Regions from separate parts of the Homo sapiens genome. Here region 2 is linked to region 1. Evidence: read pairs that join two places in POLR2A ChIA-PET (ENCODE). Cell type or tissue: OCI-LY7. All regions are shown on one strand. Links, peaks and the distances in the headings refer to the core of each region. The heading gives the core; the rest is flanking DNA.

The links. ChIA-PET counts read pairs that join two places held together with the same protein. Peaks named below come from ENCODE experiments on the same cell type or tissue, not always from the same donor. Only the 100,000 strongest peaks of a DNase experiment are listed, where the experiment ranks them.
Region 2: POLR2A ChIA-PET joins it to region 1 with 5 read pairs; 2 of 35 experiments call an interaction of 5 or more read pairs at or near these places.

What each region holds. Positions count from the first base shown.
Region 1 is chr1:92,857,156-92,861,552 of GRCh38, forward strand. The region is part of intron 2 of DIPK1A (divergent protein kinase domain 1A); the gene reads right to left. Among named protein-coding and RNA genes, the nearest start is that of SNORA66, 19 kb to the left of the region's middle. In OCI-LY7, for the core only: a CTCF peak has its summit at 1,930 (motif pointing right); a DNase peak (open chromatin) is centred at 1,926; H3K4me3 peaks cover 822 bases; H3K27ac peaks cover 1,424 bases.
Region 2 is chr1:92,774,677-92,779,073 of GRCh38, forward strand. All of the region lies in intron 1 of EVI5 (ecotropic viral integration site 5), which reads right to left. Among named protein-coding and RNA genes, the nearest start is that of EVI5, 8.2 kb to the right of the region's middle. RefSeq lists an enhancer at 1-332. In OCI-LY7, for the core only: no CTCF peak of the experiment used is centred there; no DNase peak of the experiment used is centred there.

The sequences.
Region 1 (4,397 bases), core at 66-4,065:
TCAAGATGGTGATTCCTCTAAAGAGGGAGGAAGGAGAATATCAGGCAGGATAAGAGAGCTTCAACTATACCTGTAATGTTTTACTTCTTTTTAAAAATGAAGCAAATATGGCAAAAGGTTAAGATTTGTTAAGAAGGTGGTAGCTACACAGCGTTTGTCATATTGTTTTTTTTTTTTTTTTCTGAGATGGAGTTTCGCTTTTGTCACCCAGGCTGGAGTGCAGTGGCGTGGTCTTGGCTTACTGCAAACTCCACCTCCCCAGTTCAAGTGATTCTCCTGCCTCAGTCTCCCGAATAGCTAGGATTATAGGAACCTGCCATCACGCCCAGCTAATTTTTGTATTTTTAGTAGAGATGGGGTTTCACCATGTTAGCTAGGCTGGTCTGGAACTCCTGACCTCAGGCGATCTGCCTGCCTTGGCCTCCCAAAGTGCTTGGGATTACAGGAGTGAGCCACCGTGCCCGGCTGTCATATTGTTTTTTATATGCCAATACTGTTCTATGAGATTTGCATGTATATATCTTAAATTCTCAAAATCTCCCTATGGAATAGGTATTACCATTATCTCCATTTTATTGATAAAGAAACTGAGGCAAGAGAGGTTAAGAAGAGGGTAAGAAATTTACAGAGAGCAGGTTAATGGCAGAGTTGGAACCTGAGCCCAGATAGTCTGCCTCCAGAGCCTGTTCTTTTAACCACTAAAGTAACAGAACCAGGATTATTTATGTTGGAGAGGAGCATGCAGAGCAGGTTTAGCACCGACTGTGTCAGATACCCCTCCCGAGTGCACCCACTAAAGGTGTCTCTGGTCATTCCCTCCATACAAGCAACTCACAACAGGGCTAGGACTTTCATCCTTATTTCCTGAGGACTTTGTACAATGCCTGACGCATAATCAAATACAGATAAAAAAGCACTTGCCAAATGGATGAATGAAGTGTATGCTGGGTTTTTATCCGGAAGTAGGGCCCTCTGTCATGAACAATTCATGGGATCGGACTTAAAGAGTGATATCCTTCCACTGTCCTGATCTTGGGCTCCTGAATCTTAAGAAACACTTCATCTTAACTCTGTTCAATGTCAGGATTTAAACATGACTCTTTCCACAACCATCTTTCAATAATCATCTTGGGAGTTTATATTTCTTTCCTGACACTATTTTCTTCCTCCCTTCTTTCTGTATATTCTGAAATCTAACATTATTTGTGTCCAAGTTATCTTCCCTTGTGGAAAGCTGGATGATTTGAAGGCAGATACTTGGTTACATTCATCTTCAAACCTCCCCTCCTCTCTAGCACACAGCACAGTTTGGTATTTAAGTGTTCCGTAAATGTTTATTAAATAACCAACATAAATAGTGGCTTTGGCTTTAAAATCTCATTGAGGATTAAAGTGCATACTTTTCTATAATATTTAATACTTTTTTTTTTTAAAGCACAAACCAGGTAGCTCATTAGTAAACTTATTGGGAAGCAGTAAAGACTAGTCTGGCATTCAGCTACAAGACAAATTCTAGTTCTAAGAAAAAATCTCAAGCCAACCCTTCATCAAAGAGGCAGTTACAATGAGCAGGCTCTTCCACTTGTGGCTTACATCAAAAACCAAAAGCAAATTTCCCACATGCTTGTATAGAAAGGATGGTTGGCCACGTACTGTTTTGTTTTGTTTTGTTGTTTTTCAGGCACAGCCACAGACACAAACTGTAATTACTGTCAGTAAAACGATATTCTAAATAAAAAGACACAGAAATTATAGAGAATGTTTCACTTTACCATAGGATGATCAGCGAAAACATCAAAGGTTTTTCCTGTCCTAAGATTGTTCTTTACTCCGGTGATTCTCCTAAATGCCTCTCTTGCCTGCACATACCTCATCAAACCAGGAGATGGCACTCTTTAGTCTTATTTGACGAAACCCACCCGAGTTGAATGAATAATTTCATCAACTATGGAAACTATACCACAAGGGGGCAATAACAATGAACAGATGTATACTACCAGGTTTTAAGTAATTTTCTAAGATGTGTGTTCTAAAAATGTATTTCAGACAAACTCATCAATTTTTCCTAAGGAAAAAAAATAGCTGAGTTGGGTTAACAATGCCTGAAAATCTTCCACGTCTCTCGTCAACACCCTCTCCCGTTCCCCGTATCAACGATACTAAATCTTCACCATTTTCTAGACTTGCACTTCATGTTCGCGTTCTCATCCTCTCTCTCTCTCAGCCATTAAAAGTGCTCAAATCTCTCTCCCCCCTGCCCGCAACACACACATCCTCTCCACTCTTTCCTTCCTTCGGTTATAATAGAGTCTGCAATTTATTTTAGAATTCCTCAGCACACACAGTTTAATATATGTGTGTAAGTTATAGTCCAGATGTCTCTCATATCCAAATCAGGAATGCACAGGTGCTTGGCTAGAGCTGTAATCAGGAAGCCAATGCTCGAGGCAGCTACTCCAAGCGCTTCTATATTCCTTATCTCCTTACTTTGATCAAGATTGGTCAATTTCTGAGACTTGTTAATTAGGAAATCTGGCTTTTATTGGTGAAATTTGTCATTTTCTCGAGACAGGGTCTCACTCTGTCGCCCAGGCTGGAAGTGCAGTGGCATGATCACAGCTCACTGCAGCCTTGACCTCCTGGGCTCAAGCAATCCTCCCACCTCAGCTTCCTAAGTAGCTAGGATTATAGGTGCATGCCACCACCCTGGCTAATTTTTTATTTTTAGTAGAGATGGTGTGTCAATTTGTTGCCAAGGCTGGTCTCAAGCTACTGGCCTCAGGCAATCTGCCTGCCTTGGTCTCCCAAAGTGCTGAGATTACAGGCATAAGCCACTGCACCCGGCCTGTGGTTTGTTAAATAGCATGATAAATGGATGGATAAATATTACAAATGAATGATAACTGGTAAAATTAAAGGTATCTAAGATATGTGTTGTGGATTGGCTGAAATATGAGATATTCCATACCTTTTAATGAAGAGGTTTTAAGAACTAGTTGAGGCTATAATCTTTACCTTTAGGGAGGTACCTGGAGCTAACAGTTTTACAGTTAGAGGTTCTCAAACTTTAGAGAGCTTCAGATTGCACGGAGGGCTGATGAAAACACAGTTTGCTGGACCTGTCTCAGAGTTTCTGGACTCAGTAGGTCTTGGATTAGGCTGAAAATATGCATTAATTTTAAGTGCCCACGCTGGCCTAAGAGACCACGTACTGAGAATTATTGGTTCAGAATTTCTAGTGGCCTGATGCTAATTATAAGGAAACACAAGCCTGCCTTTGAAGTATCATTGGTTTTGTCTTGACTAAATCTTTCATGCAAGTTGATAGAGCACTTAAAAAGGCAGACTTGGGGGCCGGACACAGTGGCTCACACCTATAATCCCAGTACTTTGGGAGGCCAAGGCAGGTGGATAACCTGAGGTCAGGAGTTCGAGACCAGCCTGGCCAACTTGGTGAAACCCAATTTCTACTAAAAAAAAAAAAAAAAAAATGGTGGTGTGCACCTTAGTCCCAGCTACTGGGGTGGCTGAGACAGGAGAATTGCTTGAACCCAGGAGGAGGAGGTTGTAGTGGGCCAAGATTGTACCACTGCACTCCAGCGTGGGCGACAGAGCAAGACTGCATCTCAAAAAAAAGAAAAAAAAAGGCAGGGTTAGAACTTTAATAAGTTTACAGGCAGATTATATGAAATGTTTCATGATTGCTTGAAAATAAATATATTTATTGCAAATAAAATGTTTTATGACTGAATAAATGTCTACATGTCTAGCAGAAATTGCTTTCATTACAACCTAGTAATAAGGTTGCATGGGGGTACTTAATCCTCACTTACATCAAACATCGGTGGATTCAGTTCCTTCTCTCCCTCCTTCCCAATCTCTATGTCTTTTATTTTTTTTCTTGACTTATTACAGTGACTAGGATATTCAGTAATATGTGGAATAGAAATGACAACGTATATCCTTGCTTTGATCCTAATATCAGTGATTATATATTCAGACTTTCACCATTACATAAGATGTTGGCTGTGGGTTTTTCATAAATGTCTTTTATCAGGTTAAGAAAGTTCCCTCCTATTCTTAGTTTGCTAAGAATTGATTGAATTTTGCCAAATGCATCTATTCAGATAATCATATATTAATAGCTTTTCTATTCTCTCTCTCTCTTTTTTTTTTTTTTTTTTTTTTTGAGACAGGGTCTCACTCTGTCACCCAGGCTGGAGTGCAATGGCGTGATCTCGGCTCACTGCAACCTCTGCCTCCTGGGTTCCGGCAATTCTTGTGCCTCAGCCTCCCGGGTAGCTGGGATTGCAGGCAAGAACAACCAGGCATGGCCAAATTTTGTATTTCTAGTAGAGACGGGTTTTTGTCATGTTGCCCAGGCTGGTCTCTAACTC
Region 2 (4,397 bases), core at 227-4,226, 82 kb before region 1:
ACCCAGATAATAGCCAGTTTAACTAACTTTAGGGAACACTTTTCAGAGAGTTTAACTGTGTGAGTTGGATGAGCACAAAGAACAATGAACAAGGCACTAAACCCACATTGGTTTTGGCCACTTAAAAGGATAAACTGCAAACAGTACAAGCAGAGAAAGCTCTCTTGAAGTAAACAGCTAAAAATGCAAAATAAACATACCAGGCTAGTAGCAATACCTAGTGAGAAATGAGATGACACTTTGCAAGCAAACTTAGGGGGTCACAATCAACAGGTTCTAACAACAATTAATCAATCTACATTCTTCCAATGAGGAAGGACTATCGTAACACCATGAGAGATAGTAAAAATTCCCCATGTCATCTGATTGATATCTTGAATTTTATATACAAACACAAAAGTAAAATACAGTCATGCACCGCATAAGAACATTTCAGTCAATGGATACCACATATAAGAGGGTAGTCCCTGCCTGAGCATAGTGGCTCACGCCTGTAATCCCAGCACTTTGGGAGACTGAGGCAGGTGGATCATTTGAGGTCAGGAGTTCAAGACCAACCTGGCCAACGTGGTGAAACTCCATCTCTAATAAAAATGTAGAAATTAGCCATGTGTAGTGGTGTGTGCCTATAATCCCAGCTACTGGGAGGCTCAGGCAGGAGAATAGTTTGAACCCAGGAGGCAGAAGTTGCAGTGAGCTGAGATAGCGCCACTGCACTCCAGCCTGCGAGACACAGCGAGACTGCATTTCAAAAAAAAAAAAAAAGAGGGTGGTCTCATGAGATTATAATATAGTACTTTTGGTGTATCTTTGCTGTTTAGATACACAAGTACCACTGTGTTACAACTGCCTACAGTATTCCATACAATAACATACTGTACAGGTTTGTAGCCTAGGAGCAAAAGGCTATACCATATAGCCTAGGTGTGTATAGTAGGCTCTATTATCTAGCTTTGTCTAAGTGTATTCTACGATGTTCATGCAACAGTGAAATTGTCTAACAACTCATTTCTCAGAACATATCCCCATTGTTAAGCAACACATGACTGACTGTTACTAACTTGTGGTAGAAAGAAAAGGCCAATGGGGATTTTGTGCAGTTGAGAAGCAGGCTTCTGTATTTTATAAAACTTGTTAAAAATTAATTTGAGGCCGGGCACGGTGGCTCACGCCTGTAATCCCAGCACTTTGGGAGGCCGAGGCAGGTGGATCACGAGGTCAGGAGATCAAGACCATCCTGGCTAACACGGTGAAACCCTGATTCTACTAAAAATATCAAAAATTAGCCAGGCGTGGTGGTGGGCGCCTGTAGTCCCAGCTACTTGGGAGGCTGAGGCAGGAGAATGGCGTGAACCCGGGAGGCGGAGGTTGCAGTGAGCCAAAATTGCGCCACTGCACTCCAGCCTGGGCGACAGAGCAAGACTCCATCTCAAAAAAAAAAAAAAAAAATTAATTTGAAGAGCAATATGTAGAGCTCGCAGGTTTTTATTTTTTGCCAAATATTAGAAGGAAAAAATCTATCTACTATCTAGAATCACAACTTCATAAGAAAAAGGGCATTTTAACACAGAAAAAGGATGGATATAATTTAAAGGTGAATAAATTGTATAAACATTGATAACATTTCTATTTCATCATGAACTTCATGGTAAAAATTCTAACTCAAAGAGCAACATTTGGGAAGCTACTGACTTAGTGTTTTAAAGAAAATAAAAATATAGAATGTCAAAGAATAACAAAGCTATTAGAGATATTTAAAATAGAGACTTTAATGGGTGGTTTTATCATTCACTTTATGTTAACTATACACTAAAATCTCCACAACTTTATTAATCTTTAGTAATAGCTCATAACTTTTTCTAGTCTAGAAGCTTTTTTCAAAATAAAAAATTCTGAGTACTACCTCTCCCCATGATTGGATTTAAGCATTACTAAATGAAATGATAACACCATCATGACTTTTTTTTTTTTTTTTGAGATGGAGTTTCACTCACTGTCACCCAAGCTGGAGTGCAGTGGTATGATCTCGACTCACTGCAGCCTCTGCCTCTCATGTTCAAGTGATTCTCCTGCCTCAGCCTACCAAGTAGCTGGGACTACAGGTGCACACCACCATAGCCAGCTAACTTTTTTTTTTTTTTTTTTGAGACAGAGTCTCGCTCGTCGCCCAGGCTGGAGTGCAGTGGCAAGATCTCAGCTCACTGCAAGCTCCGCCTCCCGGGTTCACGCCATTCTCCTGCCTCAGCCTCCCGAGTAGCTGGGACTACAGACGCCCGCCACCACGCCTGGCTAATTTTTTGTATTTTTAGTAGAGACGGGGTTTCACCATGTTAGCCAAGATGGTCTCAATCTCCTGACCTCGTGATCCACCCGCCTTGGCCTCCCAAAGTGCTGGGATTACAGGTGTGAACCACTGCACCCAGCCAATTTTTTGTATTTTTAGTAGAGATGGGGTTTCACTATGTTGGCCAGGCTGGTCTTAAACTCCTGACCTCAGGTGATCCAGCTGCCTCAGACTCCCAAAGTGCTGGGATTACAGGCGTGAGCCACCACCACGCCCGGCCCATTATGACTTTTTAATAAATTTTATTATATATTACAAATATGCAAGAACTATTATTCATGCAACATTTAATGTACACATGGATTTCCAGACCCCTTGCAGAGATCTACAGCCCAATCCATTTCTCCAGGCACTCATCTCCTCCTACCACAAGTTTCTCACATTTTAGGCTGGACAATTCCTTTAGAGAAGGTATCAAATAGCTCGTTAAACCGGATTATCTTCAAAATCACTTCCAATCTTGAGATTATAAGATCCTGGGACAACGAGTACTTCTAAAAAGAATTTTGAGACTCCTAAAGAAATGATATCTTGACCAATATTTAGGTCCTCTACCTCCTGACACTCTTTTCAGACAACTATGAAGAAATTTAAAAGGTATAACCCCATAAGGAGGAGACAACAATGGAGGACAGGTGGCAACAAGTTTCTGTATAATGGAAAGCAGACAGTGGACTTCCAAGGTGAGATGGCAGATTGAACACACACACATCTAATTTTGCTTCCTCCCAAAACGTTACTAAAACAAGGATAAAGAAAGTTGTGTTATTGTTGTTTGTTCTGTTTTTAGGACACAAGCCATTATGACAGGGAGAATGAGACAATAGCAACAAAATTTTGGAAGCTGGAAAGCAGCTGGATAACTGACCTAGTCAAAGATGCCAAAATCTTTTTTTTTTTTTTTTTGTGACGGAGTGTCACTCTGTCGCCAGGCTGGAGGTGCAGTGGCGCAATCTCAGCTCACTGCTACCTCCACCTCCTGGGTTCAAGCAATCCTCCTGCCTCAGCCTCCTGAGTAGCTGGGACTACAGGCGCACGCCACCACGCACAGCTAATTTTTGTATTTTTAGTAGAGACGGGGTTTCACCATGTTGGCCAGGATGGTCTCGATCTCTTGACCTCATGATCTGCCTGCCTCAGCCTCCCAAAGGGCTGGGATTACAGGGGTGAGCCACTGCACCCCGCCAAAGATGGCCAAATTCTAAGCCAGCAATGCTGACAACTAAGAACAAACCGGTTTATGCCATAGATTCCTCAAAAGGCTCAGGAACTGCCAGAACAAAGAGTGGAAGGGGGACTAAAAGAAAGGAGCAAGTGAATGCTGAACAGTTAGAATCCCAGATTTCTTCCAAGCTGCTGAGTGGCCCCACCCTCAATGTGGCAGGTGACAGATTTCTCTTCTCAAGAGGGTAAACCATACAAGGTGGAAGACATAGGCATCCTAACAGAGACAGATTGTGTGAGCCCAATATACTAAATGTTCTTTGGCTCCTTACCCAACCCTCTTTTCCTGAGTTCCCAGATACTGACAACCAGACCTCAACTCTCCAAGCAGAAAACTGGAAGATACTCTCTGGAAAATATGACTGGGACAAAAGGAAAGATAAATACAGTGGAGACAGCCTCAAACAATCCACCCAGATCAATTATTTCAATCTTGGCTACACACTGGAATTATCTTGGCAGCTTTAAAAAATACTGGTGCTAATCTTCGGAGATAGAAATCAGAATAGTGGTCACCTCTAGGCTGGGAGTGAGACAACAGAAGAAAGGGATATGAAGGAATTTTCTAGAATTTTTTGCCATGCTCTACATCTTATATCGGTTACATGGTAAAAATCAAACTATACACTTAAATTCTGTGCATTTTACTGTATGTAGCCACACCTAATTTTTTTAACTATCCCTACCTGGGACCTAGTCTCAGAGATTCTGACGTATTAGCAGCAGGGATTTTTTTTTTTAATTCTCCATGTGATTATAATGTGCAGCCGAAGCTGAGAATCACTGCTTTAGACTCTAGAATATAGGGTAAAACAACATGTCCTTAAGT